2 separate regions of the Homo sapiens genome follow, and region 1 is linked to region 2. A link is a loop called in an ENCODE intact Hi-C map of the cell type or tissue named here. Cell type or tissue: A673. All regions are shown on one strand. Links, peaks and the distances in the headings refer to the core of each region. The heading gives the core; the rest is flanking DNA.

Region 1 (5,393 bases), core at 62-5,061, 72 kb before region 2:
ACCTAATGCTAGATGACGAGTTAGTGGGTGCAGCACACCAGCATGGCACATGTATACATATGTAACTAACCTGCACAATGTGCACATGTACCCTAAAACTTAAAGTATAATAAAAAAAAAAAAAGAATCACCCTTAATAAGTATATTTTACTGAATCACCAGAGAAATATTCTTCCTGTCACATGGCTTTTCCACACTTTTCCGTTTGAACTATTTCTTACATCTCTTTGCCTTTGAACTAAAAAAAAGCATAATCAAATATTTATAAATAATAGCAATGATATGCTAGGTAATATGTGTGGAGTGCACATAAACGCCCAACACTACTGTTTCATGTGTATTATCTTGTAAGGTCTTCACAATGAATGTATGAGGTCTTATTATTATTGTCATTTTTTAGATGGAGAAACTAAGGCACAGAGAATTTTGAAAACTTGTTCCAATGTATCTAGTAAGAAAAAGGGCTGACACTGAATCCCTGTGGAGTATGCTGTTAACCAACTGCACTTCACTTCCTCTAAAGCCAGCTGTCCAGAGCATGGCCATAGTGCCACACTCCCACTGATTATAACTGTCCACTTGGCTTGACTGGCCGTCTAACAATAATCTTCCGGTTATTTTTTACAGAATTCCATTTTTACCCATTCTAGTTTTTTTCTAAATATATTTTATATCAAAAACAAACTCTCATAAGCACAAAAAATGAAGGTTACTCGAGTCTGATTTCCTTCACACCCACAGGTGTGGTGAATGAACCTTCCATGTGCAGACGGTGAGTCAAAAGAAACATCTGTATATCGCTAATGTCTAGATTTGCTAAATTGGACTATAAACTAATTGAATCAACTACTAAACACATCTCCACTACTGAAACACCTACCTCATTCAGTTTTGTCACAGTTTGGTGGAGATAAGTGATTACCATTATGATGCCTTCACTACACTTCTGGAATTTCCATTTATATCTGAAAAACATTTCTTTGTGTTTCTTTTTAATTCTCCTTGGAGATGAATAGTCACATGTCAAAGGAAAGGGATTAAGTTTTGCATAAAGCCAAAATTCATTTAAACAAAAGGATAGAAAAAGGAATACTTTAGCACTATGGCCAAAGAAAGAGAGACAAAATAAGATAGAAAGGGAAAAGAAAGAGAGAAAGATAGCAAATGGAAAAAGAGAAAAAGAAAAAAATGTCTTCTCTGTATGGTTATAATAGATCCAGAATGTGATTCTGAAAAAAGAGTCACCAAGAACATTTTGAGTGGTATTAAATTGCATTCACTGTAATATGTGCGTAACCTCCACAGATGATAATGTCTAGAAAGTAAAAAGCAATTTGCTAAAGCTCTGAGAAAAAATACTCTCAATTTTATCTTATTTTACCTTTTTTTTTTTTTTTTTACAGGCACTAAGTAAAAACTCCTATGTCTTTGAATCTCCATAGAAGATCGTGAAATAGTGAAGAAAAGGAGTTTGTTGGAATGTGGACTTGTATTCAAACCTGTTTGTGTGCCCCCCTCTTGATTTCTTAAGCAGCCAAATGCCTCATTTCTGCATACTGTTATTCTTCCTTGGGCCTGCTGCTCTGGAATTTTTGACTCTAATCCAACTGCAACTGTGGAAAGAGAGTAGTTTTAATAATAGTGGAAACTTACTGTTATTATTCAAACTTTACATCATCCTGAAGCAAAAATATTTGTTTGTAAGATACAGCCTTTTGTAAGCCCACATTATCTAACACTCTATTCTTAGGTTCAATTAGCAAAAGCACTTGCTTTCTTTTCAGGGTTTTTCTCACCTTTCTCAGCTAGATCACTTCCTAAACTGTATTCTTCACCATCCTTCCCTCCTCCTAGCCAAATAATTTTAGTCTCAGGAAAGAACTCTTTGGGTTGTATTGTTTTATGGCAGGATCAGTTTTGCTAATTCTTCCTGAGCATTCTCAAAGTGTGGCTTTTTTCCAAAGCTGAAATGCAAAATAATGTGATTTCCGTGGTTTCCTGCATGATCCAATTTAAGGCATTTGGAGTGCTTATATTTTATAGCATTAAATGGTATTTCTTAAATTTTTAATTGAAATAATCCCTAAAAATTATTTGCATGGTCAGTAATAGATGTGGTCAATTAATGAGTACCATTATAAACATGTGGTTACGTAACCTCTAAACCCAAAGATTTATCACAAATAAATAAAGTAGAATCCAAATCCTATGAGAACAAATTACATGCCTCTAGTTTCCCTTTGGAAACAGCTGTACTGAATCAGGTGGATGATGAAGGCCAACTACACTTGGCTTTGAGAGTTGGCTTTAATTAGCATCCATGACTCTCACTAAAATTTATGAGGATAAACTTTCTTTGGACATAATGGTCCCTGCTGTTTTGTTATCTCATGCAATGCTCGTTGGCTTCCGTATTCAAAGTGCTGTAATATGCCCAGGGCCTGTGTAGAGAACATTGGTAGCATCTTCTTGCTAAGGCTTTTCAGGGTTGTAGGATATTTTCTCAGATATATTTAATAGCAAATTTCCACAGAATTTATGAATCATTAAATTAGATGTTTTCTTGCTAGGCAGAAGTAATGTGGGGAATCATTCTGAGTAAAATCCAACATTAAAAAATTTATTATGTGTATTTTCACAAACATTTATACCAGATGGCAGTTACTAAAGGCGATGTAGTTTTATTTATCATAAGTACTAGATAGGCTAAAGTTTTTCAGGTAGTCACCACTATCTGAAATTTGAGATAAACTTAAGCTCTGTGAGGTTCACTTTTATCCTGAAAAGAGGAAAGTCTTTGCAGACGGCTTCAAGACATGCACCTGGGATCCATGAACCGCAATAGTCGTATACTTTCCATTAATTGGCTCTACCTAGAAATTACCCGATGGTGCTCAAAAGATTGGCTGGGATTACTTAATAATCTATAGATGGAGGTGAGACCAAGTTTGATAGGAACCAGTGAAACTTGCTCAGATTATTCAAGAATGTTATAGAATGTGAAATTCCATTCAAACCTACTTTTCAATAGAATAACAGGCTCCATTGAGTAACACTGGCTTGTCAAATAATTTAATGTTTAGTTATTATTAAATTATTTTTTAAGAAAGTTAGAAATTTTCTGATTTGAAATGAAGTAACAATCAGAAGAACTTAAATCATACCAAATGGGCCACCATTTAATTAACTGATTCCATTTTCTTGTTTAACATTCTCATTAATTTACTTATGCCACTTTTGGAGGCCACTTTTAATTTCTATTGAACATGAATAAATGGATAAATGGGTATTTAACAAAGGCTATACGTAATTAGTAGCCTTTACCAATAAATTGCAAACAAGCACCTAACTGGACTTCTTTTCCCATCTCAAAGGAAAAAACCTAAATCACTTTACTCTGAGAAATAAAACTTCATCTGTGAATGTTTGGTTGGGATCTCAATATTTTGCCATTTATAAATAAGATCAGAGAAGCCAGGAGTATATCTTATTTTGATTATTTTCAAGTACAGCTGTTAATTTTGATAAATTTCTATTACAAATAACCATTGAAAATTTTGAAAATACGATTAAATGAAAAATATCCGTAATCGCCAAGGCATAACTACTCTTCATATTTTGGTATATAGCCACTCAGACGTTTTGCTGTATGCGTAACTGTATATAGAAGTATATATGCATTAATGTATAAATTATAGATCTATAAAATCAACAAAGCAATAAGGTAATTAAATGTATAATACAAAATATGGCATAATAAAACATTTTGAAATGAAAACAATTATAATTCTATACTACTACAATTGTTCCCACTTTTAATCTTACCTTCTGGTCTGTATTCATATTGCTACTTAATTATAATTATAAAATTCGTACTTCAACAACTACTTTGATAAGAAAATTGTAACTGCATTTCTGTTGTTTTAAGGGAATTATTTTTTACAAACATTCATTCCCAATTCATACAGGAAGTGAAAAACCACGGCATTTACCTCAGAGGCTTTTTGGGTGACAACTCAGTAGACTTATGAAAAGCAATAACATAAAAAATTCCAAATATCTGATTTCCATGTGGGAAGCAGCTGTTCTTTTTCATGCAATTGAAAGAAAATAAGAAAATCTGTGTGCTCTCTACTCTACCTGGCTTTCTCTGGCTCTGACCATTGAAATCTCATTCCAACTCAGAGGCATCTTTGAGGGTTGGTGATAATAAAGATGCACTTATTAATATTTATTTTGTGACAAGCACTGTGCTATGCAGTTTACAGGTATAACCTAATTTAATTCTCAGAACAGCATTTTAAAGACTAAGAAACTAAGGCTTAGAGAGGTCACATATCTGGTCCACAATCACACAAATAATAAAGGGTAGAGCCAGGATTTTTTTCTCCTTGATGCCAGAGCTTGATCACCAGCACTGTGTTATCCTGCATTCCTCTGGGTAGGTACATTCCACTGCTGATTGGGAGATTAGTAATTGGATGTCTTCTGCTGGAACCTCCATATCCTATCAATTGTCCTCCTATAGCTTGGGGTAAATACTTGTGGCTTTCAGAAAGTGGCCTAGCCTTGGGAAATCTACTCCTGGGAAAGCTCTTGACACACCTTTTTCCCCTAGTGATTCATTATTTTTTTTTTTATTATTATACTTTAAGTTCTAGGGTACATGTGCACAGCATGCAGGTTTGTTACATATGTATACATGTGCCATGTTGGTGTGCTGCACCCATTAACTCGTCATTTACATTAGATATATCTCCTAATGCTATCCCTCCCCCAGCACCCCCACCCCACAACAGGCCCCGGTGTGTGATGTTCCCCATCCTGTGTCCAGGTGTTCTCATTGTTCAATTCCCACCTATGAGTGAGAACATGCGGTATTTGGTTTTCTGTCCTTACGATAGTTTGCTGAGAATGATGCGTTTCCAGCTTCATCCTTGTCCCTACAAAGGGCATGAATTCATCCTTTTTTATGGCTGCATAGTATTCCATGGTGTATATGTGCCACATTTTCTTAATCCAGTCTATCATTGATGGACATTTGGGTTGGTTCCAAGTCTTTGCTATTGTGAATAGTGCCACAATAAACATACATGTGCGTGTGTCTTTATAGCAGCATGATTTATAATCCTTTAGGTATATACACAGTAATGGGATGGCTGGGTCAAATGGTATTTCTAGTTCTAGATCCTTGAGGAATTGCCACACTGTCTCCCACAATGGTTGAACTAGTTTACAGTCCCACCAGCAGTGTAAAAGTGTTCCTATTTCTCCACATCCTCTCCAGCACCTGTTGTTTCCTGACTTTTTAATGATCACCATTCTAACTGGTGTGAGATGGTATCTCATTGTGGTTTTGATTTGCACTTCTCTGATGGCTGATGACGATGAGC
Region 2 (5,393 bases), core at 80-5,079:
GTAGAAGAGTCAGGGGAAAACATGACTTTACAGCAGGACATGAGGGAACCAGCAGGAATCTGTGCTTGCCATGAGCTCTGTGTGAGTGATGCATGACATGAGAGAGATGAGATGATAGAAAACAGAAACAGATACCAGTGTGTCCAGAAAAGGCTTTGCTCTTTTTTTTTCAATATAACCATACCAGAAATATTGTGCTTAGAGCTGGAAACCTTAAAATAGGAGCTATGTAGATTCAGCAAAGCCTATACAGAGGAAACTATCTGAGGTGGAGAAGGAACTGAAAACTTTCCACTATTAGGACTGGGTGAACGGACGGGCAATATTTTGCTCAGAGACTAAGCCATTCAATGAGTGATAGTTTTTTGCAAGTATTTTTTTAAAAGAGAAACAGAGATAATCTTTGTTTTATTTAAGCCCAAAAGGTGGAGCTAGGACCTTTTGGTCTAATAAATTGCGATTAGAAAGACAGAATTTGACTCAAGATGAGAATGCACTTTGTAGCAATCAAAGTTTTCCCAAGGTGCACTATGTTAGCATCCAAAGCAACTAAGCTTCAATATTAGAGAAATGTTCAGAAGAGGCTCAAAAAGAGGAAGGACATCACAGTGTGAAGCAAGCATTGAAGGGCAAAGTGTGTTAGCTCAGCTCTATGTAGTCTTCTGCAGCCATTAACTTATTTTGGTAAGATTTTAGTGGAGTTCCTCAGTTTCACAGTTTCGTGGGTCAAGGTATGTTTACATGAAGGCCAAATTGTAGGATACAATATGGTGAAGTATGAGAAACTCAGAGTTTGGAGCCCTGAAAACCTGGTTTTAAATCAGACTTTAGTGTTTCCTATGTGTAGGTCATTACCTGTAAGTAAAGGTTTACTAATAATGCAAAAATGTGTGGTTGAAATCAGGGCTACAGCGAATTTAAGAATAGCTCTAGAGCCAAAATAATAGATGTAACTAAGGCTGTAGAAAAACTAATAGACGTGAATAGAGGCAGTTATCAAACCTCTCTGAGCCTCAGTTCCTATCTATACAATGGAGCTACAGATATGTACTCTACCTCCTCAGAAATGTGTCAATAAAGTTAGATAAATAAAAATGCATCCTTTCTAAAATATTAAACAAATGTCAGTTATGAGTAATTACATGGCTAATTAGAAGGGTTTTTGGTAAGTGTGTTAGTAGCTTGATTTTTGGCAAGCCTGCTGCCATAGTTGAATTGTTCATGTCTGTATTTTCCTTAGAGCAGATATTCATGGCACTTACAGCTTAGCAGAGAGATAGAAGTTCAATAAATTAACCAAATCATATCACAGTCATGAGCTGTCTCCTGGTTTATTCTCTGCATCGATTTAGCTGGGAATCCTCTGCAGAATATTTTCCCAATTTCAACAGAATAGTAACTTTTTTTTTCTTTTTTTTTTTTTTGAGACAGTCTCGCTCTGTTGCCCAGGCTGGAGTGCAGTGGTGCTATCTCGGCTCACTGCAAGCTTCACCTCCCGGGTTCACGCCATTCTCCTGCCTCAGCCTCCCTAGTAGCTGGGACTACAGGTGCCCGCCACCAGGCCTGGCTAATTTTTTTGTATTTTTAGTAGAGACGGGGTTTCACCGTGTTAGCCAGGATGGTCTCAATCTCCTGACCTCAAGATCCACCCGCCACGGCCTCCCAAAGTGGAGGAACTTTTCTATATAAAAGAATAAAATGGTTAGTTGTTAGGTCAACAATCCACAGGATTGGAAGGCTGAAAATGTTAAAGTGGCACAATTATACAGATTTAAGTAGAATGGGCCGATAAGATGCATCCTTATTAATGTCCATTCAAGGAGATATAGAAGAGACTCAAGGCATATGAGTTTGGAATTCCTGCATGTAGTGCCTTCATCACTCCAACTTTCCTCCTTCCTGAGAATATGGCAGTTAAACTTGTCCTTTTTTTTTTTTTTTTTTGGTTTGTGCAAAATTCCAGGGAAAAAGGGGCTCTTTGGATTTCATTAGGCCATTGTATGACATTGATCCTTGAGGATATGGGAGAAAGTGCCTTCCAGATTGAACAAAAACAGGCTTGTTCTAGTTTATAAGTATATACACAGTAACTTATGCAGTTGAACTTTCAATACAATGTTTTGTAGCTAAATCAGGGGAGCAGAATTATTTAATGGGGCCATGATTGTGGCTTGAGGCCATGTGCTCACATTTTAAAACTACATTTTCCCATTTTCATCTTATTAAGCTGGTACAAGTACAAAAAAATTAATTTTAATGACAAAAATTGGTAACTATTTGGAATATTTTAGAGTTACTTGTTTAAAAATGGTATATTCTCTATTTAACAACTAGGCAAGTAATGATAATTGGTGTTGCAGTCTGCGTCCAGCCAGGAAACTAGAAACTATTTAAAACTAAGAGAATTTGATGTAGCAAATTGATGATGGAAGAACTATTAATTCTGAGTGTGGTGAGGCAACCTCAAGATTAGCAATAAAAACATGCCTCCACTCCTAGCCTTAGGCTGGAAGAGATTTTACTGTAGTTCAGCAGCTGGAGTGACTCAATAGCAGTTGAAATAGTGGTAATTTTTTTTTATTCCTAATAGGAGCTGGAGCCATAGAAAAGATAAAGCTGCTGGAGATGCTTCCTGTGGGAGGAAGGCACAAAAATAAATACCCTGGCCTCTCCTTTTCTTCCATCCTCCAATCTCCTGCCAGTAACTTCTGTTGGGCAAACACAAGAAAAGCCAGCTAATTCAGGAGGCTAAGAATGCAATAGCTAGAATTCAGTCTCTGTGACACAGAGCTTAGCAGAAGAAAGCAGGGAATGGATCTGAGGGAAAGTCAGCCCAGTAGTGGCATGGATAGGTCTTCACGTGGATCCAACAGTCAAATGTATTTGCTCAAAATTTAATTATCTTTGCTGAACTGGGCAGGATCTTATTAAGAATTGTATTTTTAAATATCTTTGGTAAATGAGAATGAAAAAATGAAATCTTAGAAGAAAAATATAACATTTTAGCTTTGCTATGAGAAAAAAAATCCAAGGCAAGCAAACCATTAAATTTATGAACTTGTTCGTCTTTACCTGGGTCCTTAGGGTAATCTATTTGTCTCAACTAATGTGGAACCAGGTGTCAAAAACCTGATATTTATAGAGCTCCTGCACAGTAGTGATCTTTGTTTTTGCTAGTTGGTAGCTTCATTGTTTCTCCATGGACACCATCGTGAAATGCACCCCTTTGCCACAGACAGCACTAGGATAGAGCAATATCAACTAATCCCAAGTTTATGAAAAACTTTATGGCATATATTCAGAGCACATGACATCTTCATATTGAACAACAAAACAAACAAAAATTTAGGATTATGCCAGACCAAAACCTTTATGACCACTAGAGACAAATTAAAAAGGAAACCCCTATTAGATATTCCCTGTATATTGCTGCTTAATCTCAAAGCTTCTTGATGAAAATATATGGATGTTTTGCCTCCATGATGACAAATATCCAGATGTCTGGGAATAACCATAAGTTCCTTTAAATACTTTTTAACTTCCATCACTCTGTTTGGAGTGACAGCAACATAGCTAACATATGGAAATTACAGCTTGAATGACATAATGTAGCTAAGAACAAATACAACTGTTTTTTGTTTTGTTTTGTTTTCATAGTTTTCTGTTTTTGCACTTATGGGCTGTACTGTATTTAGACAGATAATTTTTAAAATGTAGAAGAACAAAAGAATAAACTTCAATACCATTGTAGTCAACCTTGAAAGAACAATACCACAAAGCTCATCTCTTGACCCTCAAACCTTGGAATTTCATGTATTTTTCCCTGGCCTCCTAGTGAGATCTCCTGTTCATTCTCTCATTAGTTGATCAATGCATTATAGCTTTAATGCACTGAATACTATTTATTGAAAATTAAATACTGTTTATTTCCATGCTAAGTATTTTACATATGTTTACTCTGTGGTAAGTGCTTGGAATCATGATATGGTGACCATTTTAGACGTAGGTGATATACCGGGAAAAATTATTCCCATTTTATGGAAGAGGAAACTGAGATTTAAGAAGTTTAGAGAAGTTATCCAAGATCACAAAATCTAGTAAATGTTTTCCTATGTTCCAGATAGGAAGTCAGGGCTTACTGTTGATAATCTTAACAAGTATATGGTTCTGAGTCTCCTGCGTTTATGCTCTTTGTTTCTCTCTTTCTCAAGAAAGATTTTAATTAATTTATTTTCATTGAGGTATAGCTGTCTAATTAGCATCAATATGTAGTGAACTGTGGGTATTAATTTTCTTGCCTATCAAGCATTCTTATTCATTTTCCCTGGTTATAGACCTATCCTTTGGTCACTTGGAATAGAAATAAAACCTATGCCTGGCCAGTAGGGTCATTCATGGTAAACTATAATCCAAGTAATAATTATTGGTCCATGCAGAGTATATGTGACACAAATAAAGTAAATTAGATTACCGCTATAGGATTAATATATGAATAATAGAATAAAGGGAATGTTCCTTTGTCTCTCTCTCTCTCTCTGTCTCTCTCTCTCTCTCTCTCTCTCTCTCTCTCTTTCATGATTATCAATAGGATGAGGTTGCTGGACATAGGAAAAACCCATTTACAGAAGAGAATGGAACATATATGCAAAGAGAATGAAAAATAAATGGATAGAGAGAAGAGAGAGGGGGAAAAAAGAGAAAGGAAAAAGAGAAAATCTCCTGACAGCACTAAATCTCCAATTTCAATCCCTAAGGCTGGTTCCAACAGATATTCCTTTTTTGTTGTTATTGTTCTTATTGCTTATGGAAATTTTAGTTCTATTTTTGATAATGCATGGAATTATGACAATTTATCCCTTGAAGTATAACTTATATTTATAAAAGATGTAAAGCCTTAAGCACATAATTCTCTAACGTGGTAACTCTTGGTGTTGATAAGACAACACTAAAGACATGCCTTTGTGCTGGAGGGCTTACCTCTCACCACATATGCTTGTTGACTTCTATGCCTTATTGCTTGGGGTTCTTTTTCTCCACTGAACTCAATTCTCTGGACCAGTTGCCTCACAGTGGGGATTCTGGGCTATTTTATTTGGTTGACATAATATGTAGGACTGGAATGCTTTTAGGTGGCATAGGGACTCTATTTATCCACAGTTACTTACAAGCATTTTTTGAACACCTTGCCTGCGTAACTTTTCCTGACCTTTAAGGCATTTAGTTTTATAATTCCTGTACTAGAAATTTTCTTGTCATCCTGCTTCTCCTTCAAAACATACCCATTTTACTCCCCAGTGCATCAAGACTTGACTCTCCTTTCCAAGGTGAAAACTTTTTTTTTCTGGTACATTAATCCATCTGAATATGTCAGCTGGTAATAATGTATGTTTTGT

Evidence for each region. Peaks named below come from ENCODE experiments on the same cell type or tissue, not always from the same donor. Only the 100,000 strongest peaks of a DNase experiment are listed, where the experiment ranks them.
Region 1: it touches region 2 in a loop (4-fold over the local background); 1 of 110 quality-filtered maps calls a loop at or near these places.

Annotation. Positions count from the first base shown.
Region 1 is chr6:112,909,097-112,914,489 of GRCh38, reverse strand. It overlaps LOC107986635 (a long non-coding RNA gene), which reads right to left and starts at 2,051. Exons shown (of 3, transcript XR_001744307.1): 1 at 1,500-2,051. In A673, for the core only: no CTCF peak of the experiment used is centred there; DNase peaks (open chromatin) are centred at 1,609, 1,929 and 2,329; H3K27ac peaks cover 393 bases.
Region 2 is chr6:112,836,971-112,842,363 of GRCh38, reverse strand. The region is part of intron 1 of LOC107986634 (a long non-coding RNA gene); the gene reads left to right. Among named protein-coding and RNA genes, the nearest start is that of RFPL4B, 490 kb to the right of the region's middle. In A673, for the core only: no CTCF peak of the experiment used is centred there; a DNase peak (open chromatin) is centred at 2,543; H3K27ac peaks cover 1,752 bases.